Regions from separate parts of the Homo sapiens genome. Here region 1 is linked to region 2. A link is an interaction called in ENCODE POLR2A ChIA-PET data of the cell type or tissue named here. Cell type or tissue: PC-9. All regions are shown on one strand. Each heading gives the region's core, and the rest is flanking DNA. Links, peaks and the distances in the headings are about the cores only. Region 1 has its middle 82 kb from the start of LIMCH1. Region 2 has its middle 140 kb from the start of UCHL1.

Region 1 (15,563 bases), core at 4,729-12,728, 59 kb before region 2:
GCAGATACAGAAACTACTTGGATGCTTTCATGATAGATTTCTAACTGGAAGCCATGTCACAATTGACTAGGAGTCATAGCTTTCCACCAATTTAATTTCAATCCAGGTCCTGGATTCTAGACATTTATCACAGATTTACTACCAATGGGAAAAGCATTAAACCTTTCTCATTTTTTTCTGTTCTGAGCCCTAAACACAGATAATATAGTCTCTGCTAGCAATGGCTGCTACATAAAGTGGGTGTACTATAAAAAGAAAAAGTGACTCCTAGGAAGCCAATCATGTCTAGATCTTCAGCAGCTGATACCCAAGTCACCCTGCCCAAGTTCTTCAGGACCTTAAAAAGAACTTCAGAGTTTTTTTTTTTAATGAATTTTTCTCAACTTATTCTCTACGTGTGTAACTCCCTCTGGGACCTTCCAGGAGGTGAATGGTCATAGTAGCACAGAAGACAATTGGTTAAATATTCGGGTGATCCTGGAGCTACCCAAGCAACCTCACCCCAAGATAATTAAGAGCTGTGCCATGCTGGTGATCAAAATTGCTCTGGTCTTTCACATAATACAAACTACACATGAGAGACCAATGTGTGCTATTAAACCTATGCTCGCTGATTTCATGTAAAGATGGAATTTCAATATAAACTTAAAAAAAAATAAAAGGTCTATTTTAAATTTCCAGACAATTATAAGTGAGGTAAAATGCCTGCCTTTTGCCAGCTGTGTTACTTTTGGGGGAAAAAAAGCCAAACAGACTTTTCCTCTTTTATGTTTCATATCCAAGCCACAAGCCAGCAAACACTGGTATTTACTCCAATGTTAATAAAAGTAAATTGCTTTGTGGTTTTGGGTCATTGGTATAAAACTTGTGCTCTTTTCAGTTTATGTTATGTATAAAAGTTCAAAATTTCAAGATACATCTAGCACCAACTGATGACTTACGTATGCTTTTCTATGTGATTCAAAGCATTTTTTTAAGTTTATGTTTGAATTACTTCTGCTTTTCTATGCCAAGTGCTCTCATGATTCCTGTGGGATTCTTTTCCTCTCTTCTTCTATCATTTAACCTTCATGATGTTAGAACTTTTTTCTTCTTGAGATATCTCCTGGATTGTAATCTATTCAAGGAGGAAATCAAACCCATAAGAAGTTACATTACCAATGAAAACTCTCATCTCAAACTGTAAGTTACCAATAAAGATTTTTCTCCCAGAGAGATGGAATCTAATTAATCCTTTTTGCAGTTGCCTTTTTACTTCCTACAGGATACAAGTCAACTGGGACCAGCACAAACAACTTGAAAAGAACATTCTAGGACCAATACACAGATGTCAAACATACTGCCCCCTCCCAAATCCATCGTATCCCCACACCAGATGCTGGGGCTGGATGCACTCAAAGTTCAGCACTTGATTTCAAGTCAGTCTTTCCATCAGCCAGATGTTCAAGTAGACCGTTCCCTTTATAATTATTTATCATACAAAGAGAACTTTGCAGACTTCAAGCAGCAGCCCCTTTGGCAACACTGGCCAAAATGCTAAATAGGTTGGTCTTCTGCAAGCTGTCCAAAAACATGCTACTGATTTAGATAGTCCTGCAGAACAATCAATCATGGGTGAGGCCCTGATGAAGGGCTGTGGGATGCACATGCTCATTTCATTACGCTCTTACTTAGGTCTGAGCATTTTTCTCTTTTATGTTTTTAAACTAAGGTAATGATTTCCATGCAAAGCAAAGGGACAACATGTGAGGGAGAAATGCCACTTGGATTCATGTTTTGCTGATGGCCTTCACAATTCTAAATCCTCAAAAAAATTTTAAGGCCTTCTAGCCATCAGGAAACTGCCAAGCTTTCAAGAACCTAACAGAAATCAGGCACTGGCCCTCAACACAACCCCAGTAAACCCTGCTTCTTTTTTATTATTTTTGTGGCAGTTTGTCACAGATGTCCTAAGGGAGTTATCAGTAAGCTAACACTGTACTCGTGCTCTAGAGATTTGAGGCCAAAATTAGGTATCAAACAGCCCAGTGGGACCACGGACCCTCAGCTTCTCAAAAACCATCTATAATTTTATGTTTTTTATCTTCTTCTTTTTTAAAGTAAAAGACAATAGAAAGTGTGCAACTCACAATAGAACATCCATCAAATGAGGCAAAACCTCTTTAGTCGTTTTTAAGCAATCGAAGAAATAAGCCCAAACAAACTGCATCCAGCATTCTAGGACTCGAGTGAGAGAAGCATGGCCAACGGCATGGATTCTGCAGCCAGACTGCAGCCTATGAAACCCTGTTCAGCTGCCTCCTAGCCATGAGCAAGTCATACTAAAACACTCTCTGCCTCCGTTTGCTCATTTGAAATTGAAGGTAACAACAGTATCTACCTCAGAATGTTTCTCTGAAGATTCAACAAATTAATAGGTGCTTAGGAAGTGCTGGTGTTTAGAAGAAGGACTAGCATAGGATAACCACTACATAAATGTTCATTATTCCTATTTCCACAAAACTATAAACAAACCAGATTATTGCATCTTGAGTGTTCAACAAATAAAGGAAATTAGGAGCAACAGAGCCAGTCGGAGATCATTTGTTTTAAAAAAATATTAAAAACAACTGCAATTTCCAATGGGCCAATGTGCAGCACCTGCCACAGTCAGGGGAACTGAGGACAGCAGGAAGCTCATCAGAGCAGGCATTTCCTTGCCAGCATGCATGGCGCTCTGGCTCTGAACATCCGTCAACTACACCCACTGAAATAAAAGGCTTTTCTATAAGAGGAAAAGCCAAAGGGACACAGCTACTCAACCACTCATAATGGCACCAAATGAACCAAGAGAGGGCTGACGGTTAGCAGAGGAACTCATGATTAAAGCAGGTGGCTCTTTCGGGCTTTTATGCCTTTAAAAATTATTTATATTTTTACTTTGAGTAATTAGAAAAATACTGAAAAGCACTGAGAATCAATCGTATAACCAACACACCTAAATCTCTACTTAAAACTGACAAACAACTTAAAAAAAATCTTTTTGTGTATATTTAAGATCTATAACATGATATTATAAGATATATATATATATATATATAGATGATTACTATAGTGGAACAAATTTACCTATGCATCACCTCATTCTACAGACCAAGGCCAACGTGTAATATAGGTGAAGGATGTTCCAGCAAACCTGGGGCTCACGTAGCATGTCATGATCAACGATCAAAATATTCTACATCTGCGCTATGCAATATGGTAGCCACTAGTCACATGTGAATATTGAGTATTTGTAATACAGCTAGTGCACTGAGAAACTGAATTTTTAATTCAACTATTTCAATTTAAAGTTAAATAGTCACACCTGACTAGTGGCTACCATATTGACTGTGCAGATTTTTATAGTCAATTAGAATTCTATCTGTGCCGATCCTCTGTCTGTTGACTCTAAGATCCATATCCTACTGCCCACACCCCCTCTCTGCTTTATATCAAAGGGAACTTAAATTTCCCAGGCTCCCTTGACAGTCGGCTTCCAGGTAAGAAAGTCTCACTGATATTCATCCATCAGTGAGAGACTTGGGCGAAGACTGGGGCAGGAGGTGTGGAAAAGGCAGGAAATCTTCCCTTCCCTATCTTCGCCTCAGGTGGCATCTCTAGCAATGGTCATTTCTCCTCCATGCTCTAGCTTTCCCTGGTCAGCACCTTCCTCCACATTGCAGCTCTTACTGCAAGCTTCGTCATGGTTCTAGCTCCCACTTAGCAGCCCCTGTCTCTGGGCTGAGGTAAAAATATCCTCCCTAAGTCCCTTCAGCCCTAGGAGTAGTTAGTGGTAGCTTCTTGCTATTGTTAATCTCTGGGTTGCTTCCCTGCCTCCTGTTTAGTTCTTAGCCCTTATACCATCCACATACCTAATTCCCTCTGTTAAATTCCCTCCATTAAAATACCTAAAATGGGCTGTGCACAGTGGCTCACACCTATAATCCCAACCCTTTGGGAGGCTGAGGCAGGAGGACTGCTTGAGCCCAGAAGTTCAAGACCAGCTGGGGCAACAGGGTGAGACCTCGTCTTTACAGAAAATTAAAAATATTATTTGGATGCATTGGCACACACCTGTGGTCTCAGCTACTTGGGAGGCTGAGGTGGGAGAATTACTTAAGCCCAGGAGGTCGAGGCTGCAATGAGCCATGTTGAAGCTGCTGTACTCCAGCCTGGGTGACAGAGCAAGACCCTGTCAAAAAAGAAGGAAGGAAGGGACAGAGGGAGGGAGGGAAGGAAGGAAGGAGGGAGGCAAAGAAATACCTAAAATGATTTTTCTTTTCCTTACTGAACACTAATACACCATCCTAACTAAATTTTCCTCTTTAAGCTCTTTATCCTTGTAATTACTGCCATGAAACTCAGCCATAATCAGCATGTTCATCTTCCAAATAGTAAATGATACAAAAGTATCTCAGAAATCATAACTTGTACAGTGCCAAGCATGTTATTGGCAGTTTTGCATATCCTAGTTCCTTATAAGAACTCTATGAAATCAATATTATTTTTCCCATTTTATAACTGAATATAATGAGGCTTAGAGAGCAACTTCAGCAGGTTGAACAGCAACTAAATGACTCAGGATGCCTCAAAAGTTCATATAAGTTCATGCAAAGTCATTCCACTCAAGTACACTATTTAAACACTGTCAGTTCCTTCCCATTGTCTCAGGAAAGAGTTCAGCTTCCTTAGCCTGATATTCAAGAAAGGACTCACAATCTATTTTTTTTTTTTTTTTTTTTTTGGTGACAGAGTCTCATTCTGTCACCAGGCTGGAGTGCAGTGGCACAATCTCAGCTTACTGCAACCTCCGCCCCCCAGGTTCACGCCATTCTCCTGCCTCAGCCTCCTGAGTAGCTGGGATTACAGGTGCATGCCACCACGCCCAGCTAATTTTTGTATTTTTAGTAGAGACGGGGTTTCACCATGTTGGCCAGGATGGTCTTGATCTCTTGACCTCGTGATTGGCCGCCTCTGCCTCCCAAAGTGCTGGCATTACAGGCATGAGCCACCACGCCTGGCCCACAATCCATCTTTAACTCACCTTTCCAGCCTTGGCTCCTACTCTCTCCTTGCCCAAACCCAAACTGAACTATGTGCTGTTTCCTGCACATATGTGATTAGTATTATTCCACCCCTATTCAATTACTAGGTACCTCTCAAGATCTGTTCAAACTTTGATTTAATTTCAACATATTTATTTGGTTTTTTTACAAGTCACTCATTTTAATCATTTTGTAGTAGCAAATAAATTGGAAGCAAGATTAATGTGCAAAAAGAAGGAGATTGGCTTGTTACAAGTTCTTCCTTTCATCGAGTGAGATACTATGCATCCATTTTTTTAAAAATTTTGTGGGTACATAGCAGGTGTATGAGGTACATAAGAAGTTTTGATACAAGCATACGATGCATAATAATTACATCAGGGTAAATGGGGTCCATCATCTCAAGCATTTATCCTTTCTTTGTGTTACAAACAATCCAATTATACTGTTTTAGTCATCTTATCAACATACTTATTAATTGCCTCCTATTTTCAAAATATCTTTCTCTTTCTTGCCCTTCCCTGAGGTTTCCCATTTCGTAGTTCCTCATCTATTTATCCATTATTTGCCTTATAGTCTAGTTATGTTCTTATTTTAATACCTTTACTAAATAACAAAGTCTTTGAAGGCAAAGATGCTATTTCAAGGATTTTTTTTAAATCTCCAGTCAGATGATTTGCAAATGTTTTCTGAATGGATTTGCATAACTGTTCACAAATGCAGCATCATGTGATTTCTTAAAAGAAATGAAAGTCAAAGGCCATGGCTTTGTCCAAAGTCTACCTTCACCTTCGTTAGGGATGTGGCCTCCAGAGCCAAACTGCACACTGCCTACGTTCTAACTCAGCCCCAGCACTGAGTGACTCTATGATTTGGGCTAAGCTACTTAGCCTCCCTGGGCCACTGTTTTTTCACTTATAAAATAAAAATAATAAAACTACTTGCTTCAGTACTATTGGGAGGATTAAATGAGCAATTTATGTAAAGTACTTACAACAGTGCCTAGGACAGAAAAAATGCTCAAAAAATGTTAGTTCTTATTAATATCACATCACCTCTCAAGCCAATGGTATAATGGACCCAGTTAAAATCCACATAATTTCCCTACGTTATATAAAAATATCAATCCATAATTCTCCTCAAGGTCTCTTTCTAGAGGCCTCCAGAAAATAAACTGTCTATACCTATTCAACAAGATAATCAAATTTATTACAAGCAGAATAATGTCAGTAAGACTGTGAAAGCAAGATGAAATTAATTGCCAATTGAGAAATTAAGGTATATATTTCAGAAAACTTGTCTAAATTGAGAGCTATGTATCTAATAAACTCAAGAGATTTGTTACATCTACTGTAGAGAGCACACGTGCATTTTCTCTGTATCTAACCAAAGTATAAGTTCTGAATTTTCAGGTTTGATATGCCAGGTTCCAAGTAGAATTTCCCTTTGTGCCCTCAAGCTCTGATGGTCTTAGCCTCTGTGACAGAGACTGCTGCTCTTACATAGGAAGAGAATATTGTCTTCACACCTTGAAACTCAGCCCCCATACTGTGAGGGAGCCCGGGCCACATGGAGAGGCCACATGTCGGTATGGTGGTTGACAGTCTCGCTAAAGTCTCAGCTGACCTGTAGCATCGACCACCAGACATGTGAGCAAACAAGCTTCAGATGATTCCAGCCCCAAACCTCTGAGCTGACCCAGCTGACAGTGAGTGGAACAGACAAGCTAGCCCTGCAGAACTCTGACCAAATTGCTGGTCTGTGAGTGAAACAAATGCTGTCATTGTTTTCAGCCACTGTTTTGCCATTGAAAGTAATGCTAAAAAGCACAATTATTTTGCACCAACCTAATAACTAGAGCAGATGGTTTGTTATAAAGCAGCAGCCCATTGATAAAGGCAGCATCTCCTCCCTCCCTCTGCCTTAGCGTCTCTGTCAAAACTGCAACACTGGTCAAAGAAGATGGTCAAGGGCATACAGTATTGTTTTCAATCTAGATGAGTCTGATAAAAAAGCAATTTTGTCTGATTAGTTGCTTAAGACAAGGCATATTACTTGGTGTACCCAGGGAATTTGCAATTGCTCTTTTGGGCATGAAAACATCACACACATGCACACGCACACACCCAAAACAATCAAACATAATAAGAAAAATGAGAAAATTTGCATCAAAGATGCAAATAAAACTATCCAGGGTGAGGCCAAAAACAAAAATTGACATAAACCTAAAATTTAAGCTGTGTGAGAAATATAAACCTAGCCATGTTTCTGGAAAATGGCCATTAAAGCTCATGCAGCTATGGAGTCGTAAGTTTTACAACCTCAGTAGGCCAAATCGTCTCACTGACAAACTCACTATTGCCATCAAAGATACTGATCCAGCTGTTTCACTGGTATTACAAGAACTCATGCAGGCAAAAACAAACAAACAAAACAAACAAACAAAAAAAAGTGTGTCTCACATCCAGGAGTTAAATAAAATTGGAAATAAAAGAATGTTGAAATGCAAATTCACTAACCAGGTAAGTAATTTTACTAGTCATTTTAAAGGAACAAGAGATTTCTTATGTGTTAGTATCAAGTCAGAAGGTACCACCATTGGATATCTTGTCTGAGGTCGAAGAGTCTTTCTTTAACAACAGGTTAATGTAACTACCATGATTAACAAGACTCTTGACATTACAGACTAACTACAGCAGTAACAATTTAGGATTTGAATAAGTCACCAAACTCAAAACATTAAATTAACTTGTGCGCTGAGTCGAAGCAACTAAATGCAGAGGTCCTCATCAGCATGTTTGCCATACAGCTGTTTTATTTGGGTTTTTTTGTTTTTTGTTTTTTTGTTTTTTGAGTCATTTTAGGCAGCGTATGAAATAACTCTAGCAGACAACTCAATAAATGATGCCAACCACCTGGAAATAGCTGAGCGTTTAAGCCACATTCTTAGAAGCTGATTAGAAAGAAACAATGAAAGAGCATCTGCAGCTGACCTTGCACCCAGCAGGATGAAAGCAGCGTCCTCTTCAAATACCCATTCTGACTTGTAAAAACCCAGCTGAGCAGTGTTTCTCCCCACTCCATACAATCCAGCCCCACCCTCTCTGCCCCTGGACTGTTTCCAAACTAATCACTCCTGGCTCACCCCTCTCCTTTTAGAGTTAAGGGGAACACACCCAGATGTGGTCAACCAGAATTTGCTCACAATATTGTTTGATACATTAAATAACAAATCATCCTTTTATCTAAAGCCATACTTTTAAACACTATAATTGATAGCAGCCTCCCTTTCTTCATTTCAGAATGATCTGCTATTGTTTTCCTTTTAATCTGGAAAAGTTGCATTCTAGAGAATCAACTACACATAAATATTTATAATACTCAAACCCATAGAGAAATACAGTACATTTTATGACTGTATCTATGGTATTCATGTCAATAACCCCAACTAATCAGTCAAAGAAGCATGTCTTCATGAAATTTGACCACACAAACACACACACACACACACACACACACACACACACACACATGTACGCATACAAGCACAGCTATAAAACTCTCAGGTATACATTTTCTGTGCCATCAAAGCATTTAATGCAGAATCAGAGAAGGTCAGGATTTCGATCTCTCATCTTCTCACCACTGAGCATTGGATTGCCCTTAAACCATACCTACCATGCATTGAAAACAGCCTAATAATCAGATCAGATTCACAAGTGCTTTCTAGAAAATAGCTTGCTGTGAATGTTGACGTGCCCTGCATAGCTTGCGTCTCTGCTTTATCTTTTAGCAATAGCTGTGAAATGTGCACTGCCACTAGATACACTACTTTGACACATACTCAGGGGACTGTTTGAATGCTACAGATTTCTCCCAGAGCTTGGGGAAACACACCAGGAGGGGTGCGGCATCCTCCAGCACAGAACGAACAGCTGGCCACACCTACTCTCAAATATGCAGTAGTTTAGCTCCCAGATGCACATTCTCTCTCTCTCCCTCTCTCTCTCTCTCTCTCTCTCCCCCTCATCATCCACCCATTTGAAAAACACTCCATTTTTATTAATTTCCATTAGCAAACATAAAATTTTTTTCAGAGTGCAAGTGGAAGTCTTTAAACAATTTCTTTACCAACTAATGAAACAGAAATCATTTTAGTTTAATAAAACAGTGATCAAAGAGAATCACTTGGCTGTTTAATTTACGCATTCCCTTATTTACCAGATTTTATCCCAGTCCTGGAAGAGATTTACATTGTAGCAGTGGATAAAAACATTACATGTGCATGTAACTGCTAATGATGGTGAGGGTCATGAAGGGAGCATGAAGGCACTTACGGGAGAGAATGTGGTGAGGGTGGGGGGCATTGAAAGAGAATAACAGGGCACAGGGAGATTGATTGACATGAAGTAGGAGGGGAGGACCAGATAGGCTTCTCCAAAGCAGTGATATTTAAACTTAGATAGGAAGGATGACTTGGTGTTGACCAGAGTAAGAGTGTTGGAGGAGGCGGGGCAAGGAGAGAAGGGTAGAAGAGGGGAGGCAGATGGAAAACGAACAGAAGCGTGGAAAAAGAAAGACTGTTCCCTTCAGAGAAATGAGATAAATGGAGGCACTCAGGCTGGAGATTCATCCTAAGAAACAAGCTTTAGATAACAAATAAGTGAGTGACATGAGAGAGTATTAATACCTTTAATGTAGGAAGAGGTTATACAAGCAAGACAAATATCCCAAAAGAGAAAAGAGCAAAGGATATAAACAGAAATCTCACAAAATCAATACATACATGCAGTTGACCCTTGAATAACACAGGTTTGAACTTCACGAGTCCAGCTACATGTCAATTTTCTTCCGCCTCTGCCATCCCTGAAACAACAAGACCAACTCCTCCTCTTCCTCCTCAGCCTGCTGAAAGTGAAGGCAATGAGGATAAAGACTTTATGATGATCCACTTCCACTTAATGGATAGTAAATATATTTCCTCTTCCTTATGATTTTCTAAAGAACATTTTCTTTTCTTTAGCTTACTTTATTGTAAGAATACAGTATATAATACACATAACATACAAAATATATGTTAACTGACTATGTTATCAGTAAGGCTTCTGGTCAATAGTGGGCTATTAGCAGTTAAGTTTGAGCAGAGTCAACAGTTATACACAGATTTTTGACTAGGTGGGGTTCAGTGCCCATAATCCCTGCATTGTTCAAGGGCCAACTGTATATGTGTGTGTGTATCTATATATACGGTATCTCATAATTACCATTTTTTCCCTAACCCACTGACAAAGATGAAGAGGTTGGACAATCCCAGCACTGGGGCAGGTGTGGGGTGAAAAGTCCTCTTGTTTGCTGCAGTCCTTCTAGAGCACCACCTGGCCACCGATAAACAACCTACGTTAGGTACATATCCTTTGTGTCAGCAACAGCACTGAGTATCATCAAGTAAGAAGGGTGTGAATGATTTCCCAGAACACAGCAGGCACTGAAGTATTCACTCAAATATTTATCAAGCACCTAAAACATACATGGCACCGGTACCGTGGGTGCTGCAAAGATGAGGAAGATCTTCTCCACCCTCAAGAACCAGCTAATCTATTGAGGGCAACAGAAAAGTACACATTTAGATATAAGACATGGTGAATATTAAAAAGGCACAAAAACTGCTATTAACAACAGAGGACCCCAAAAAAGGAAGAGCCATCTGATTTTGAGGGATTGAGGAAGGCTTTGCAGAAGATTTGGCATGTGAAACTGGCCTTGCGGTGCAGAAGAAGGAAGGAGGTGTTGGATTTCAGGAACTCCTGAGAGTGGAATGGTGAACAAACAGGCACTATCCCTGCCTCTTAGAGTCTACAGACTGGCAAGGGCATTAAACAAGTATGATGAGAAGACAAAGTTCAGGGAGCTAGGAGAATATCATAAAGGCAATTATCAAAAAATACAACAAAGCCCAGTGTTGATGAGGATGCAGGGAACTGAAACTGAAATATAGCACTGGTAGAAGGATAAGTTGGCATAATCACTTTGAAAAGCGACTGACCACCTCTCACACAGGGACTTGTACATCCAGAGACAATGAAGTGCTCTAGGGGCCATTGGCAGGGAAAATATTCTAGGTATCCGTGATGAAGAAATCCATGTACCAAACAGCTATAATGAAGGCTTATGAAAGGAAATAAGGCCAAGTCTTCAAATGAGGGCTGGAAACAGTTAAAAACATGAAGCTCAGCTTTATTTGATAAATTTACATAAATAAAATAAGGAAGGAACTTCAAAAAGGAGAGAAGATGTGGCTGGGCATGGTTGCCATAGTAGCAAAAACATGCTTTTGCCTTTTTGTCAGTTCTTTCAATATGATACTGGAGGGCAGTGGGGAGAGGCTCTACAGACTAGAGCTGGAGCCTAGGGGAAGAGCCAAGCGGGGACTAAGTTGTTTGATCCTGAGAAGAAAAGAAGAAAGAGTTTATCCAGAAAGCGTGCCTAGGGCTTATGAGGAGGCAAAGTGGTGAATGAAGCCTCCCCTGAGAAACAAGTCCAACTGGCAGAGGCTTCCCAGCATGGAGACATCTGGAAAAAAGGTAAGAAGATGGGGCAGGTGGGAGCTTAGCTAAAGGGATGAAATTTTGTGCAGAATAAAAAAGACGAAAGGAAAGGAAAGAATGCAATAATTGAACATACAGTGCTACCCCGAAGGTAGAGGTTTTAACTGAGAACTAAAGTAACAAACATCAAGGCAAGTGTTTGAAACCAGGAACTGCAAATCTGTGAATTGCAAAGGTTTCCCATTCTTTCAAATTTAAAATGTTTCTGCTTTCAGCTGTAGGATTTGAGATGAAAGACGCAATGTTGAGTGTTTGCACAATAGGCCAATCCTCAAATATTCCTGAACCAGCACTCCATGGGGGAGAAGGGAGAGAGGAGAGGTCCCGGGGGTGGGAAAGACTCTCAAGAGTTGGAAATGCAACAGAATATAGCAGGACGGGGGATCTGTGAGCCTTCTTTCGACCATAAAAATAAAAGTGTTTTAAAATAATTACCCTTTCGGGCCGGGCACGGTGGCTCATGCCTGTAATCCCAGCACTTTGGGAGGCCGAGGCAGGCAGATTACCTGAGGTCAGGAGTTTGAGATCAGCCTGACCAACATGGAGAAAACCTGTCTCTACCAAAAATACAAAAAAAAAAAAAAATTAGCCAGGCGTGGTGGCACATCCCTGTAATCTCAGCTACTCGGGAGGCTGAGGCAGGAGAATAGCTTGAACCCGGGAGGCGGAGGTTGCGGTGAGCCAAGATCGTGCCATTGCACTCCAGCCTGGGCACCAAGAGTGAAACTCCATCTCAAAAAATAAATAAATAAAAATAAAATAATTACCCTTTTAGGGTGTTTCTTATTTTTTCCATGTAATGTAAATTTTCAATCATCTGTATTTCTAAAGACTAAAGAAGGAAAAGGAGACCTTGGTGGTAATGAGTTTATTTTATGCAGTCTTTTCTCATAATAGTATTTCAGCTTCTACACTTCCTCTATGATGACCCATATACACAAAGGGAATTATCAAATTGAGAACTCAATCTGTCCTGATAAAGGACAATCTTAGACAAATTCAAGTATGTAAGTACCCAAACTGTACAGCAACATCCCCTACAACTTTTTTTTTTTTTTTTTTTTTTTTTGAGAGAGAGAGAGTCTTGCTCTATGGCCCAGGTTAGAGTGAAGTGGTGTGATCTCAGCTCACTGCAACCTCTGCCTACCGGGTTCAAACAATTCTCCTGCCTCAGCCTCCTGAGTAGCTGGGACTACAGTTGCTCGCCACCATGCCCAGCTAATTTTTGTATTTTCAGTAGAGACGGGATTTCACCACATTGACCAGGCGAACTCCTGACCTCAAGTGATCCGCCCGCCTCAGCCTCCCAAAGTGCTGGGATTACAGGTGTGAGCCACCACACCTGGCCATCATCCCCTACAACTTTTACGTTGCTAAATTAAATGTTCTTTAACTTTGATTCCCTCTACTCATGCAGCAAATTTACTCCACAGACGCTCATGAAGTGCCAACTATATGCCAGTGACCCCACTCCATTCTCTTACCTTCCCTAATGTGATTTACCCATATTCTTCCAGGTCTGATCCCATTTTACAAATATTCTAACTTTCTAAGGCCCCAAACCCAATAAATCTATAAAATTGACTTGATGAAATAAATATAAATAAATCTTAAATAAAAAGAGAAATATATCTTGTTCCTAACTAGGAAGATTTGACATTATAAGTGTATCAAATCTCCCTAATAATATATAACTTTAATTGTGTGTCAATCAAATGTTATGGACTGAATTGTGCGCCACTCTGCAAACTCATATGAAGTCGTAACCCCCAGTACCTTCAGAATGTGACCTTATCTGGAAATGGGGTCATTACAGATGTAATTTGTTAAGCTACAATGAGGTCACACTGGAATAAGGTGGGCCTCTAATCCAATGTGACTGGTGCCATCATAAAGGGGGAATCTGGGTACACAGGCAGGCATATGGGGAGAATGTCAGGTGAACCTGAAGAAGGCCAAGAAGCCTGGCACAGATCCTTCCCCACAGCCCTCAGAAGACATCAACCCTGCCAACACTCTGCTTTTGGACTTCCAGCCTCCAGAACTGCTGAGATGATAAATCCTGTTGTTCCAGCCACCCACTTGGTGGTAGTTTGTTACAGCAGCTCTAGCAAACTCATATGATTAGTGCCCAATCAATAAGCTTTAATGTTTGGAGATCTGAGGTTCAAGTTACTTCACAATCTGGTCTCAATCCATTTTTCTGGATTTTTTTAACTATGACCAAAAAGTGGCATCGACATTCTAGGAATCTATCCCTAGGAAGACATGCGGGAAAGTGCAAAGATTCATGTATAAGGGAGAATATACTTATCAACACTGCTGTAATAAGAAAGTAAGAGAGAGAGAAGGTGGGGAGAAAATGTAAGCAAGGTACAAGTCCAATCCCTGGGGCCTAAAATGGGAAACAAACAAATAAATATATTGTTACAATAAACAGGTATAGCTGTTAAGGGGAAAAGGAGGTAGGCCCATCTAGCTGGGCTTCAGAGAGTAAGGAAAACTAGCAGAAGAGGTAAACCTGGGCATATGCTGTGTGAATTAGACCAAGTTCGCCAGAAAGACGGGGACAGGGAGAACATTCCACGTGGAGGGAAAGTCAAGATAGTGGGGTGTCATCGGGAGAGAAAAGCCAGCATCTGGGAGCACTGCCTGGAGTTCTGCAAGGCCAGAGAGCAAGGAGTGGGTTGGAAGGGTGCCAGGGGATGAGAGAGAGAGGTCCAGGGGTCAGCTGAGCCCAGACCAAACTGGGCCTGTATACGCTAACTGAAGGCCATCAAAACGGGAGGGAGGCCCACAGAGGCTGAGTCACAGGGGCGTGTGGAGAAAATACCAGCTTTTTTTTTTTACTAAGTGCTGAACTCTGTGTGTGTTTGATAATGTAATACTGTATCAGTACAGTGGCATACATCATTTACAAATGTTTTATTTTCTTTTTTTAAAGCCTGAAATAGAAGTCAACAAATGTATTTCCATCTACGTAAATTGGGGGTACATGCTCAAAAGCTTTTTTACTGAATATTTAATAAATAAAGAAAGTTTGGAGACCACCGTATCAGCCTACAGATGCCAAAGTTCATCTTTTCTCTCGAGGTGTCCGCTGACGCTACAGCCTCAGCCCAAGAAAGGAAAGGTTGGGAAATGATAACTAAAGGGTACAAGGTCTCCTTTCAAAGTCATAAAAATAATCCAAAATTGATATGGGTGATGCTTGCACAGCTCTGTGAATATACTGAAAAGCATGATTTGCATATTTTAAATTGATAAAATGTGTGTTATATGAATTATTTCTCAATAAAACTGTTACCAAAAAAATCTTTAAAAAAAAAAAATTAATGAATTGTGCTTCCTTACGCACTGACATACTGCTTCTGATTCTTGGGTCAGTGCAGGCCAAGGAGAGAGCACTGTGATAAATATCTGTGAGGAAACAGACAAGCTCAGGCCCTGAACCTGCAGGTATAATGTAACTGCAGAATCAGAGACTCAAAAGCTGTGGTTGAGTCTTCGAGCCTTCTCAATCAGACATCACCCTAGCCTCAACCAGTCAGCCAGACCTCTCCAATTTGGGGTGGGATTTTGCTGGTCCCACCAACCTAAAGCGAACCTAAAGCTGAAGCTCTAGGAGAAATACAGGAAAGTTACCTCCTACATCATGACTGCAGACACCTCTGTGTAGACACACAAGAGAGAGCAATAATGCAAAAGCTCCCAAAAGCTCCTACATTCTACTCTGCATTTTCTACTCCATTTCATTTTTTTAAAGTGTTACTCCCAGGCTGGGCATGGTGGCTCACTCCTATAATCCCAGCACTTTGGGAGGCCAAGGCAGGCAGATCACCTGAGGTCAGGAGTTTGAGACCAGCCTGGCCAACATGGCAAAACCATGTTT
Region 2 (15,563 bases), core at 4,614-12,613:
GTCATTTGTAACTGACACATAATCTAGCCTCTAGCCTATCCTAGCTCTGGCATGCACTATTATGCATATAAAACCCACTCCCATTTCCTTGTACCTCTACCTCACATCAAACACTTCTCAGTTCCCCAAATACATTAAATCTCAAATATGTTATCCCTCAAATGTCTGAAATCAATTTGTTTTTTATAATACTCTTTTAATGTTAAATATTTGGACAGCAGCAAAACAGAGACAGAGGGAGAAAACGGAAGGTGGTTTCCACCATTCCATCCCTTCATGTGATAGAATCCATGGTAATGACAACTTTTCTTCTCAGCAGTTCACTAGGGCATGGAATTAATGAGATTAATGAGGCTTGCTATGGGAATTAAGTGTATAAGTAGACCAACCAAAATGCATTGGATTGAAAAATGCAAGATCAATGCAGGAGCTAGGTGGAAATTACAAAGTTATTACTGGAGAGTAACCAAACACAAAACACTGATGGGTCTCTTAATTTTATTTTATTTATTTATTTACTTGAGACTGAGTCTCACTGTGTCACCCAGGCTGGAGTGCAGTGGCACAATCTCAGCTCACTGCAACCTCCACCTCCTGGGTTCAAGCGATTCTCCTGCCTCAGCCTCCCGAATAGCTGGGATTACAGACACGCGCCACCACCCCTGGCTAATTTTTGTATTTTCAGTAGAGACAGGGTTTCATCATGTTGACCAGGCTGGTCTTGAACTCCTGAGCTCAAGTGATCCGCTTGCCTCAGCCTCCCAAACTGCTGGGATTACAGTTGTGAACCACCGTGCCCGGCGTGATGGGTCCCATGAAACAAAGCAACATAGTTCTTTGCATCTTAAATACCATGCTATAAATCAACCAGGAAATTCCATCTTCCCCCACCACCCCCAGGAGAAATTTTAGTAATAAAATGTCTATTGGATAGCTGAGGCACTTTTACAGCATTAGTCTGTTTTCCTAGATATGGTACTAGGCTTTTTTATTTTTTGAATAGAAAAATATCTAAGTTGTGATAACTATGTAAAATCCTCAATATAAGTTATTTCATCTTTATATAATTCCTACTAGTTTCATTTTCAGCATTTGGATAGGTCTTTTTTTTTCTTTTTTTTTATTATTATACTTTACCTTTTAGGGTACATGTGCACAATGTGCAGGTTAGTTACATATGTATACATGTGCCATGCTGGTGTGCTGCACCCATTAACTTGTCATTTAGCATTAGCTATATCTCCTAATGCTATTCCTCCCCCCTCCCCCCACCCCACAACAGTCCCCAGAGTGTGATGTTCCCCTTCCTGTGTCCATGTGTTCTCATTGTTCAATTCTCATCTATGAGTGAGAACATGCGGTGTTTGGTTTTTTGTCCTTGCGATAGTTTACTGAGAATGATGATTTCCAATTTCATCCATGTCCCTACAAAGGACATGAACTCATCATTTTTTATGGCTGCATAGTATTCCATGGTGTATATGTGCCACATTTTCTTAATCCAGTCTATCATTGTTGTACATTTGGGTTGGTTCCAAGTCTTTGCTATTGGGAATAGTGTCGCAATAAACATACGTGTGCATGTGTCTTTATAGCAGCATGATTTATAGTCCTTTGGGTATATACCCAGTAATGGGATGGCTGGGTCAAATGGTATTTCTAGTTCTAGATCCCTGAGGAATCGCCACACTGACTTCCACAATGGTTGAACTAGTTTACAGTCCCACCAACCGTGTAAAAGTGTTCCTATTTCTCCACATCCTCTCCAGCACCTGTTGTTTCCTGACTTTTTAATGATTGCCATTCTAACTGGTGTGAGATGGTATCTCATTGTGGTTTTGATTTGCATTTCTCTGATGGCCAGTGATGATGAGCATTTTTCATGTGTCTTTTGGCTGCATAAATGTCTTCTTTTGAGAAGTGTCTGTTCATATCCTTTGCCCACTTTTTGATGGGGTTGTTTGTTTTTTTCTTGTAAATTTGTGAAAACTGGCACAAGACAGGGATGCCCTCTCTCACCACTCCTATTCAACTTAGTGTTGGAAGTTCTGGCCAGGGCAATTAGGCAGGGGAAGGAAATAAAGGGTATTCAATTAGGAAAACAGGAAGTCAAATTGTCCCTGTTTGCAGACGACACGATTGTATATCTAGAAAACCCCACTGTCTCAGCCCAAAATCTCCTTAAGCTCATAAGCAACTTCAGCAAAGTCTCAGGATACAAAATCAATGTGCAAAAATCACAAGCATTCTTATACACCAATAACAGACAAACAGAGAGCCAAATCATGAGTGAACTCCCATTCACACTTGCTACAAATAGAATAAAATACTTAGGAATCCAGCTTACAAGGGATGTGAAGGACCTCTTCAAGGAGAACTACAAACCACTGCTCAATGAAATAAAAGAGGATACAAACAAATGGAAGAACATTCCATGCTCATGGGTAGGAAGAATCAATATCGTGAAAATGGCCATACTGCCCAAGGTAATTTATAGATTCAATGCCATCCCCATCAAGCTACCAATGACTTTCTTCACAGAATTGGAAAAAACTACTTTAAAGTTCATATGAAACCAAAAAAGAGCCCGCATCACCAAGTCAATCCTAAGCCAAAAGAACAAAGCTGGAGGCATCATGCTACCTGACTTCAAACCATACTACAAGGCTACAGTAACCAAAACAGCATGGTACTGGTATCAAAACAGAGATATAGATCAATGGAACAGAACAGAGCCCTCAGAAATAACGCCGCATATCTACAACTATCTGATCTTTGACAAACCTGAGAAAAACAAGCAGTGGGGAAAGGATTCCCTATTTAATAAATGGTGCTGGGAAAACAGGCTAGCCATATGTAGAAGGCTGAAACTGGATCCCTTCCTTACACTTTATACAAAAATTAATTCAAGGTGGATTAAAAACTTAAACGTTAGACCTAAAACCATAAAAACCCTAGAAGAAAACCTAGGCATTAGCATTCAAGACATAGGCATGGGCAAGGACTTCATGTGTAAAACACCAAAAGCAATGGCAACAAAAGCCAAAATTGACAAATGGGATCTAATTAAACTAAAGAGCTTCTGCACAGCAAAAGAAACTACCGTCAGAGTGAACAGGCAACCTACAAAATGGGAGAAAATTTTCGCAACCTACTCATCTGACAAAGGGCTAATATCCAGAATCTACAATGAACTCAAACAAATTTGGATAGGTCTTTTTTAATAAAACAAAAAGCGGGCTCCAAGAACACTTAAATATATTTGGCTATGAAATTTCTGTTGCAAATTTCATGGTGCACGGTGTGATTTGTGGCTACTTTCTCATATTCTCATCAAAATATATCCAGAATTGACATTCTAAAATTAATTTTCTGTACCTTCCAGTTTGTTTTATATCGATATCTATTTTAAGATCTATCTAGAAAACATCAAGTAATGTTTAAATTCTATTCTACAGCCCTTGGCATTACCGCATAATAATCATTTTAACTACTGGTGGTGTACTACACTTCCTAAAGAAACTGCATTAGGGCTCCATTCTCCTTACCCTACACATAATAAGAGAGAGAGTACAAAACAGAAAAATTCCCTACATTCCAGCTTTGCATGCAGTGCAAATTGCCAAGCACAACATGTAATTCTTCAAGCATTACTTATGACAGAGTCCAATTTAAAATAGATACCTTCCCCGACATTCATAATGAACAAAAAACTGGAAAAAAATTGACAGAGAAAATTATGCATTTTATGGTTTTTGGGAAGTTGAATACAAAGGTAAAAAATTTTCCAAGGTACCCCATGACACAGTTTAGGAACTCTCCCTGGACTTCCATTTTTTTCTCTATAATCTGACCTCTAAGACCTTTTAAATTTTAAGATTCTATGCCCCTATTGCTACTGTTTCTTTAAAAAATGCAAAATAATTTCAGTTGTATATTTTATTTCCTCAAGTATTCAGATACAGTATAGGATAGCCGTTAGGGGCACAGTCTTGGTCCAAACCTTGGTTTTATTACTTACCAGCTGAGACTTTAGGAAATGTAATCTCTCTAAGCTTCAGTTTCCTCCTCAAAAAAAGACCAAAAAAAAAAAAATGGAAATGAAAAGAGTATCCACCTCGGCCGGGCACGGTGGCTCACGCCTGTAATCCCAGCACTTTGGGAGGCTGAGGTGGGCGAATCACGAGGTCAGGAGATCAAGACCATCCTGGCCAACATGGTGAAACCCCATCTCTACTAAAAATACAAAAAAAAAAAAAAATTAGCCGGGCATGGTGGCACACTCCCAGCTACTCGGGAGGCTGAAGCAGGAGAATCACTTGAACCCAGGAGGCAGAGGTTGAGGTACACCGAGATCCCGCTACTGCGCTCCAGCCTGGCGAAAGAGCAAGACTCCATCTCAAAAAAAAAAAAAAAGAGTATCCACCTCATAGGATTGTTACAAGTAAAGTTAGCTGAGTAATATATATAAAGTCCTGTTCTCCATCAGTTTCAACACATACATGTTAAGCAGTCATTAATCATTAGCCAAAATTTTTATTACATTATATTACCTCTTCTCTTGAAATGTCCATCTAGAATCTAAAATATTTGACCAGTTACATGTGTAAGATCTTCATAACTAGAAAGTCTTATTTCTCCTAACCCACAACTGTCTTCACTTATTTTAACTGAAAGGATCGCCCAACTTCTTCCATCTCCTTACTTCCCAGATTCCCTCAGGCAAACCACAATATTTCTTCACCTTCTGAGTTCCCTCCCTTTTCTCTGCCCCCTTCATCCTCTCTATTCTTATGGGTTTTTTTTTCCTTATTTGTGCCACTGAGCAATCTTAATATAAGAAACAAGCAAATAAATAATGAAGTCTGAATTGTAGAAAACAGCATGCTTTTCAGAATAAACAACAGGCTGATTTGCACTAGGCCTCACATGAAAATCAACCTCCTTACTTTATAATAACATCCCATGCCTCTGCTTTCCCCTTTAAGCAGGCAAGGCAACAAAAAGCACATTTTAATTTACCTCTGCAAAGCTTAAATAACACCTCACATGGTGGCACAGCAATGGGCACCCTGTAAATGTTAATTAGCTGAAATCTTTTCATAGAATTCTCCTTTTATGTTTCTGGACACCACAACACAAAGAGTTCCTAGATTTTGCCAAAATTAAAAAGGAACTGTCTTCCTGTTAGGCATTTGGGGTTGTTTGCTGCTTGTTGTATTTAGGGATGTGGGAGGGAGCAAGCGAGATGGGTATTTTTAAGTCTTCGTCAGTATCCCACCTCAAAGAGACACTTGGGATGGGAGACTTGGGAAGAGAATATTTATTTCACACTCTTTGTCCACCTTTCCCTACAAGATGCTGAAAGAGAACAGTGTGTGCTTTGGAATTGATTATCAGAGGCCTGTCAGGTAGCTCACTCCAGGCTCAGCAATCAGAGAAATATGCACAAAGCTACCTTGTGCAGAACCTAGGAACCTCTCAGATTTCAGTTCAGATGCAAAAAAGACACGCACTGTTCGCATTTTCCCAGGGTCTTGGCCAACCTTTTTAATTTTACTGCTCACTCCCCATTTGAACAGCAAAGTTCTACTCCTAGCCTCTATAAGAACAAAAAGAGATATGTGAGAAAAAAAATACCAAATATGTTGCTTTAAAATAAATAAAATGGTAACATTATTCACCCACAAAACTCAGTTGGATGACGGAAAAGTACGGAAATTGATGAGCCCACAGTCTGGCCACCTTAAAACCCTCAAATATTGATGTCTCAATTTGCTAGGATTACCTGTGCTTGAGAAAACTCTTCTCATGGCACATGTATATATATGTAACTAACCTGCACATTGTGCACATGTACCCTAAAACTTAAAGTATAATAATAATAAAAAATAAAATAAAAATAATAGAAACTAAAAAAAAAAAAGAAAACTCTTAATAAATGAATGGGATAAAGGGATGAATTCCAAGTTCTTCAACATTTCTTTTTTTTTAATTTAAAGTATCTGGGCTCATGCAAGAATAGCTGTGATGAATCTGGTACATGGACATGGGTTTGTATCATATAATTTACCTTTCTTTTCTACTATTGATAGTTCAGATGTTGCTAACTTAAAGAGCAGGGTACAATCATTAAAATAAATTAATATGGTCTAAAAGGTCTTTTCAGCTCTTTATTTTTTTACATAATATAAAAATTGTAATTCACCAGAAAGACATAACCATTATAAACTCTACGCATCTAAGAAAATAATCTAGAGAAATATAAATATATAAATGTCAATACATATGTCAGACTGATAAGATTGTAAGGAGAAATTGACAAAGTCACCATCATAATGGGAGGTTTCAGTACAGCACATTCAATTACAAATATGCCAACGAAAATTAGTACAGCTACAGAATATTTGAACAACACAGTCTAATAACCTTGTTTTTTTTTTCTGTATCTGTACTTCTTTTATTTTTCCTTTTCAGCTCTTTAAACACACAAAATTTTCATACTGCTTTTATGAAACAAAACTCCAGATGTTAACAAGGGCAACTTAATGTCACTACATTCCCACTCTAATCTGCTAAATCATTTCAGTAAGTTTGGAATCCATAGGGCTAAATATTACTGAAAAACACTGCATGTAAATCCATATAACGTATTCTGAAAAAAAAACTTCAGGAAGGGAATTAATACATCTTTACCAGTTAGGATGCTTTCAGCTGTAAACAAAACAAATAAACCTGTCTCAAACAACGAGGATATATATCTCATGCCATAAAAAGCCCAAAGTGAGAAGGACCCAGAATTAGATAATCCTGTAGCTCAGAACATACTAATTTCATTCTCAGGCGGGTAGCAAAATAACTGCAGCAATTCCAGGCATCACAACCAGACACAGCAATGACCAAAGGAAGAAAGGCAACCTTCTCTCCGTGTCTTTCTTAGAAGCAAGGAAATCCTTCATAGAAGCTCCCTCAACATTAGCCATGACCAAACCAATGGCCCAATCCTTAACTAATAAATAACCAGCAAGGAGCACAGGAATGCCATGAGTGGCTTAGGAGGAGGGACTTGACATAAGGGAGTCAACTGAAATGACCATAGTGGGGTGGACTGGGTGTCAGGGAATCAATCACAATAACCATTATACTCCAAACATACCTGTCTTCTCAGAGCTTGCTGACTTTTTATTTATTTATTTTTTTTTTTGAGACAGTCTTGCTCTGTCACCCAGGCTGAAGCGCAGTGGCACCACTTGGCTCATTGCAACCTCTGCCTCCCAGGTTCAAGCGATTCCTGCCTTACCCTCCCAAGTAGTTGGGATTACAGGTGCCTGCCACCACACCCAGAGCTAGTTTTTGTATTTTTAGTAGGGACAGGGTTTCACCATGTTGGCCAGGCTGGTCTCGAACTCCTGACCTCAAGTGATCTGCCCACCTCGGCCTCCCAAAGCGCTGGGATTACAGGCATGAGCCACTGCACCTGGCCTTCAGAGCTTACTTTCTAAAAAATGCCCAGACACAGATAAATATCAAAGTCAGGTGCAAAAACAAACAAACAAACAAAAGAAAACAAAACAAAAAAAAACCCGCACAATACAATCACGAAACAATCTATCAACTTTCTATCCCCACAGAGGGTTAAGTGCATCTTGTTGGGCTGGGAAGGGCTCTGAGCTCAGCATATTTAAATAGGTCAGTAGCAAATGCTGCTTTCCCCAGCAAATGACACATATAAAGAAGAGAGGTTTAGTAGAAATAGACATGCAGATTTCAATCTTTTGCATTTAATACATTGTTATTTGGGTTATATCTGTTTATTTTTGAAACCTTAACAAAGTTTACATGTTGAAACAACTGGAAATGGTATAGGAAAATGAAGGAGGTTGGGCAGAAGAAATATCAACAATCGTATTAGGATGCAACTCACACAGGAAAAAAATCCTAAATCCTTCTCTTGGCTATGAGATCCTACAGATCCGGCCCCACAAACACTCTGACTTCTGTTACTGCTCCTCCTCACTCACAGCCCCACCCTGGCTCCCCTTGTTGTTCCCATTACCGGGGAGCTCTTCTCCCAGGTGTTCTTATGGCTTTCGCCCTCATTCCTTTCAGGTCTCTGCCCCACTGTCACCTTCTCAGTAAGACTGTCCCTGATCACCTTAAAACACAGCACATTCCCTTCCCCAAATAATCCATATCTCCACTGCCCTACTTTATTTTTCTCCATGACACTTATCACTGTCTGACATACATTCTTGCCTCTTTTTTGTCTTTACCCTCTAGAACCTAAGTTCCCAGAAGGCAGGAGCTAGCTCCCCAGGAGCTAGAAAAGTTCCTGACATATAGTAGATGCTCAATAAGTATTTGCTGAATGAATGAATGGGGGTGACATGGAGCCATAATAGAAAAAAAATACACTCAAGACTTTTATAAAAGTATGCCCAGACCTAAGAGCAGGAAAATTGAGACCCAGCTACCAAGAAGTATTTAATAGAATAGTATATTTTCCTTTCTCTCATGAGGCCAAAAGTAAACACAATTATACTATCACTAAAAATATTCGGCCGGACACGGTGGCTCATGCCTGTAATCACAGCACTTTGGGAGGCCAAGGCGGGCGGATCACTTGAGGTCGGGAGTTCGAGACCAGCTTGGTCAACATGGTGAAACCCCACCTCTACTAAAAATACAAAAATTAGCCAGGTGTGGTGGGTGGGAGGGGTGGGCACCTGTAGTCCCAGCTACTTGGGAGGGTGAGACAGGAGAACTGCTTGAACCCGGGAGGTGGAGGTTGCAGTGAGCCGAGATTGCGCCACTGCCCTCCAGACTGGGTGACAAGAGCGAAACTCCATCTCAAAAAAAAAAAAAAAAAAAATTAACTTCTACTAGTCTAGCTGATGAAGAAAATCTATTGTAAAAATATAAAATAGTCTATCAAATTATAGTTCTCCAAGGTAAGCTTCAAGGAGTCAAATCAAATTATTTTGCTTAAATTAACATTTGAAGAACCATACAACATAGACAAGCCTGTTCTCTTTCCCCTCCTTTTTCTTTTTAAGAGAAACTGGGCACCCCAATACTATCTTTAAATTCATCTGCAGTTCAGTTTCTCAGATATCAAGAAGTATGTCTTGTCCTTTTGGCCAAAGAAAAAAGTGAAGCCGTTAACTTAGCTTTAATGACTCAGTCCACACAGATTTTAATGGGAACTCATGCTAGGTCCTTAGTTTCTTTTTGGCTAGGGACACAGGCAGTGTTCTTGTTCTGAGCACCATTTGTAAATGCCACTTCCTGCTGCAAGGCCTCCAAGCACTCAGATTCCTCCACCACGAAAGATGCTCTATGAATAATCTACCCTTCCCTACATATTCCCCAATTACAGAATGAAGAGAGCTATTTAGGTGTTCCCCAAAACATGTGATTTCCAGGGGAACATTAAGGTGACTCATAATAAGGAATCTTGAATTAAAGGTCAGAGAAGTACCTACAATCCCCGATCAAGAAGAGCAGTAATTTCCTTGGCATTTTCACTTCTACACTCCTTCCCACTACCAATCTCAGGAAATCCAAAGGTTTTAAATACCAAGCCCCAGAGTACAGCTGCACAGCTTTTACAGCTTGCAGAGAAGTATGATAGAGATTTTCAGATTAGCCTTAGTCAACAATAGGTCTTTATTCTGTAACTCCTATATGAAATTTAAGAATTTAACAGGTTCCAAGCAAATGAATATTTCATTCTCATTTCAGAGTATAATAAAAAGTCCTTTTCATTGGAAGGGTTTAAGTGTAACCCAAGAATCTAACTTCTGATTCTATCAGAATACCACAAGCAGGGTCCTATGGAAAGTGTTCGTTCCTTAACGTTCCACAGCAACCACCTCAACAATCTTCCCTGAAAGGTATGGTAGGACTCAATCAAAACTGTCAATAATACATAAAACAGAACCAATTTTGGCCTAGCACACTACGGAAATGGAAGGAAAATTCTTTATGTAGTTACTTTAAAACTACATAAAGTAAGTTTACATAGACAAAGAACTCAATCCCAAAAATAAAAAGTTGCCCCCAGATGATATAAAATTTCTACTTAAACCCAGATACTTCAGACACAAGGATATTTTATGTTATTCCCAAACCGTTGTTATTTTTCCTAATGACACAGTAAAACGAGTTCCTGAGATAATTCAATTGAAAGGGTTCCATTTTATACATCTCCTAAAGATGGAAAAGTCTAAGCCAGAGGATAAAGATACATTTTGAATAAAAGAAATTTTTATTTCTTTTTATTCAAGTATCTTCAGGTCTTTCTAATTTTACAGTTTATATTTATATATACAATTCTAGATGATTAAAAGAGGGATACATTTTTATAGGTTAAAGATAAAAGTGTTTTTCCTTCTGTTATATGTCTTTAAAGCCATGGTATTTGTTATAAGATATTCAAGCTCCAAATGAAACTATAATGCTCTATTCTGTAGAAGAAACTCTCATTTTCTTTTATTCCTAGCAGGCTTTCAGCCATATAGTCTCCATCATGGGACTAACTAGCTATACATGAGTAACTGGAACACACATCTATATAACTAGCCCAGTGTTTGAAAGGTACATTTAAAGAGATTGCCTTTTAGGACCCATAATAAAGGAATTCTTTATCAAAGGACATTCTAAAGCCAAATGCAACAATCCCATGCTCTACTAATGCACACTTTATTGCCGTGACAGTGACATTCATGAAGGGCAGAGTAGAACCATCATAATTTACCACCAGCAGCAGCAGCCACATTGTCTACCAAAGGGAAAAAAGACACAGCACACTCCTCCTGGCCACTTCCTCCCAAGCAGGTAGGAGAGTACACATTCAACGAGGAAAGCCAGAGACAACAGGCAGCCAACAAGGAGTAAGTCAACCTTTCCTAGCAACACTCAATGTCTTCATCATGAATGGGCTCTGTAGTCATATCACAAAGTTGGCACATAAAGTAAACATCTTTTCTTTGCCTTTAACAAATTCAACATAAATTACATGTGCTCGACCAAAAAATAAAAGATATATAACATTTTCTTTTTTCTTTTTTGAGACAGAGTCTTGCTCTCTCACCCAGGCTGGAGTGCAGCGGCGCGATCTTGGCTCACTGCAACCTCCGCCTCCCAGATTCAAGTGATTCCTGCCTCAGCCTCCCAAGTAGCTGAGACTATAGGCATGCACCACCATGCCAGGCTAATTTTTGTATTTTTTTGTAGAGACGGGGTTTCACCATGTTGCCCAGGCTGGTCTCGAATTCCTGACCTCAAGTGATCCACCTGCCTCGGCCTCCCACAGGCTGGGATGACAGGGGTAAGCCACTGCGCCTGGCCTATAACATTTTCAATAGTGTGGAGAGTTTAGCCTTCCATTTCACTGGATAAGCATATGACCCTAGATGAGATGGAAGAAGACTGCCCCTTCAATCAGGTGGAGTTCCCACATGCCTCTCATAATGTAAGTAACTCACCAAGCTGAGTTTAATTCAAAGACACACATTTTTCCTACAACATGACTCCAAATGAAAACTAGCTACTCTATCTGTGGTTCAAGTAAGCAAACAGCATCCCTTGCTGTTCTTCAGTTATACCAGGCAAGTGCTGTCTCAGGGCCTTTGCACACACTATTTCCTCTATCTGGAATGCTTTTCTCCAAAATATCCATTGAGTTTGTCTGATGTGGCTCTTTTTCTCACTTCCTTCATGTCTTTACATTAAAGTCATCTTCTTAGGGAGGACATCTTTAGACCTCTAAACTTTTATCAACCCTCCAATACTTTCTTTCCTGCTTTATTTTTTCCATAGCACTTAATACTATTTTACAGATAATACATTTTGCTTATTTCTTTTATTACATCCCTACTAGAATGTAAGCTCTAGGAGGGCAGAGATTTTTTTAACTGTTTTCTCACTGCTGTATTACCAGCACCAGAAAAATTCATGTTAAATACCTATTAAGAAAACAGTAATCTGCCCTAATGCTGGAAGAAAACCTGACATGTTAATCTTCTTTCAAGGTATCACATGGTTCTCATTCACAACATAGGGCATTTTCAAGAGAATTTCAGGAGTAGTTTAAAAAAATTATTTTGGAATAACTTTAGATTTAAGAAAAGTTGCAAAGAGAGTTCTCATATGTTCTTTATCCAGCTTCCTCTAATATTAACATCTTATCTAACCATAGTGCATTTATCAAAACTAAGAAATTGACATTGGTACAACACTATTAACTACAGAATTTACTTGGATTTCACCAGTTTTTCCACTAATGTCCATATTGTATTTAGTTATCATGACCCCTTAGTCTCCATCAATCTGTGATAGCTTCTCAGTCTTTGCTTGCTTTTTACGACCTTGACACTTTTGAAGGGTGCTTGGTTGGATACTTTGTAGAATGTCCCTCAATTTGGGCTTGTCTGATGCTATGTCATGATTAATCTGGGGCATAGATTTGGGAGAAGAATACCACAGAGATGAAGTGCTCTTCAGAAGCACCATGACTTGTTGGGAAGGTTCATCTTGAATACTTGATAAGGTGGTGTCTGCCAGATTTCTCCACTGTAAAGTTATTATTTTTCCCTTCCCCTAGTCTGTCTGTTAAAAATGAGTCACTATATCAGCCCACATTCAGTAATTTTAACTACACACAATGTTTGTTCTATGTGCTGACGTTAGAACCTAATTTCTGCAAAAATCCACCTCTACTTTAACTTAGTCACCAAGAAAATAGAAGGTATATAAAATCCAGGTGGCACGTTTTGAAATTGCCAACAATTGGATCAGCAACCAGCTATATGATGTAATTATGTCTGTGACCCCAGTCAACATAGGCTTCACACAAATGAAGAAACTAGAGCACTTAAGGATTAAAATATTTTTCCAATATGGCAGGACAGGTCAGCTAGTGAGTTGAATCCAAGAATAATCCCCTACTCTATATCCTTGGCAGTGATCCAAACAATTTCTTGATTTGTTGCAACTGGGTAGTGGCCTTTATTCTATTAAATGTGTTTAATCAATAGCATTTATTTAACAGTATTGTAGACAGAAAAAAAAGTGTGTGGCAAACACTGTTAATTGCTCCCGAGTTCTTCCCACATAAGAGAATCCCTAATTGGTACTTTAGGCACGTGGCTGCCCAGAATAAGGACCATATCCAAGCCACTCTTAGAGCTAGGTGTGGCCATCTGATTATATTTCAGACAATAAAATGTAAGCATAAGTTCTAAACTTGGCACAGAGGGCTAACCACTGTTCCCCATGAGCTTGGAGTCCACTGAGAAGGAAGGAAGCCCACACTTACAGGTAATATTTGCCCTAATTTTCAGATAAGGAAACCAAAGTTTAGAGATGTTAAGTAACCTACTGAGTACCTAACTATTCAAGTGGAAAAGCCAAAAGGAAAACCAGGTCTGATGGAAACTTTAGGAATGTCCAATGAAATAGAGGATACAACGTTAGATTCTAATTTCAGATAAAGTGATATGTTTACAATAAAAAATTTGTTATTCTTTTGAAATTCAAATCTAACTGGGCATCATGTATTTTTCTTTGCTAAATCTGGCAACCCTAATTGCCAAAGCCTAGGTGCCTTGATGCCATCTAATAATGCATCCCTTGGTAACATTGCACACCACGCATGGCAGACCTTACGCACTACATGAGAAGTATTTGATGAGTTGAGTTGAACTAAGCAGAACACATAAACACAGAAGAAACAAACAGTAACTCATCAACAAGATAAAGAAAACTGTACTCCCCGGAATTCCAGGGAGGCAGAGAGGCTCCCCAGCATGAGGAGCGCTCTCGCTCTCTCTCTCTCTCTCTCTCTCTCTCTCTCTCTCCCTGAGAGAGATGCAGGTAGAGCAGAAGATTGGACCACACAGGGTCACCCAAGCTTCAGAAAGTAGTGGAGTGAGAGGCACAGGACAGCAAGATGGCAGAAGGGTCACAGGAAGGGACACCTAGAACTTGGGAGAGCAGGAATGTCATGTGCTCTGTAGCTAATACTTTCTTGTCTCTCCAGTTAAAAAAAAAATGGTGCTGCTGATGCTTCTGCAGTGAGTCAATTCCTTAAGGTGAATGCAGAGAAGCACCAAGTCTAGCTTTAAGTAGGAGAAGAAAGGCTTTCAAGGTAAACCATGGGGAGCCAGGGGATTTGACATCTATTTAGCTCACACCAGAAGGGAAGGTGAAATAAGCACCTATTGACTACGTCTGTCTTGGTATTTTTCAGAATAGTTCAGGATCTGGAGCAATGGCTCACAAAAAGCAGTGGTTTCCAACCTGACTAGCCAATGATCTAGGAAGATCATTGAAAACAGGAATCCTAAGGCTGAGGTCAGGCCCAGGACTCTTTTTTTATTTAATTTTATTTCCCAAAAGATTCTGATGAGCAGGCAGGTTGGGAACTTCTGTTGATGTCCTTTTGTTTGTTTGGTTGGTTGGTTGGTTGTCAAATGATCTTCACTGAAATATTTTCCTCTGTACTTAACGAGCTGTGCATTCCACCATGTCATTGTTGATGTCATCTATGAAGTCATGAGGGTGGTAGCCATCAACAACTGCGGCCCACAGACGGGGCAGTCCCCAGGATCTCTGTAATGATTCCAGAGAGTTCTCTGGCTAAAGATCAGTGCCACATTTGTCAGGCAATGCTGACAATCTCATCAAAAGTGATATTTCTACTGAGTTTATTTTTCTATTTCCATCTGTTGATGGTTTCTTGAGTGCTTTGATGACGAGGGCAGAGGTATAAGGTACCACCTCAAATTGGGCCTTATCAGTTTCACTGTAATCCTCAGACATTTCCAACCACTGGTTGCCTTAGCAATGTCCTCACCAACCTTGATGGGGAAAGACCCAGGGGGCTGATCTTAGAGGCCAGGGGTAGATGTGGCTCTGATTTTGCCACTGGTTCACCTCAGATATACGACCTTGATCTCACTGGGGTCAAACTTAGGTGGTATGGGAGAGGCAGCTGGTGTCAGAGGAACCAGGATATGAGATGACCAAAGAAAGTTGCACTCTGGCCACCTCCCAGCCAAAAAACACAAAAGTACTATAGATATCTTACCAATTTCCTTTTCAATGTTTTAATAATCAAATACCATTCATTATGTTTAAAAAAACAGCTTTATGGGCTGGGTGCAGTGGCTCACGCCTGTAATCCCAGCACTTTGGGAGGCCGAGGCGGGTGGATCACCTGAGGTCTGGAGTTCGAGACCAGCCTGGTCAACATGGCAAAACCCCATCTCTATTAAAAATATAAAAATTAGTTGGGCGTGGTGGCAGGTGCCTGTAATCCCAGCTACTCGGGAAGCTGAGGCAGAAGAATCACTTGAACCCGGGAGGCGGAGGTTGCAGTGAGCCAAGATCGTGCCATTGCACTCCAGCCTGGGTGACAAGAGTGAAACTCTGTCTCAAAAACAAAAAAGCTTAATGGATGCATAGCCTGCATACTGCAAAATTCACCCATTGTAAAAGTCCAATTCCATAAGTTTTAGTGAATTTATAGAATTGTGCAACCATCACTACAAATGCGT

Evidence for each region. ChIA-PET counts read pairs that join two places held together with the same protein. Peaks named below come from ENCODE experiments on the same cell type or tissue, not always from the same donor. Only the 100,000 strongest peaks of a DNase experiment are listed, where the experiment ranks them.
Region 1: POLR2A ChIA-PET joins it to region 2 with 11 read pairs; 5 of 35 experiments call an interaction of 5 or more read pairs at or near these places.

What each region holds. Positions count from the first base shown.
Region 1 is chr4:41,447,976-41,463,538 of GRCh38, reverse strand. It overlaps a transcript of LIMCH1 not described here. Among named protein-coding and RNA genes, the nearest start is that of LIMCH1, 82 kb to the left of the region's middle. In PC-9, for the core only: no CTCF peak of the experiment used is centred there; no DNase peak of the experiment used is centred there; H3K27ac peaks cover 451 bases.
Region 2 is chr4:41,388,539-41,404,101 of GRCh38, reverse strand. It overlaps a transcript of LIMCH1 not described here and the pseudogene RPL12P20. Among named protein-coding and RNA genes, the nearest start is that of UCHL1, 140 kb to the right of the region's middle. In PC-9, for the core only: no CTCF peak of the experiment used is centred there; a DNase peak (open chromatin) is centred at 9,391; H3K27ac peaks cover 1,678 bases.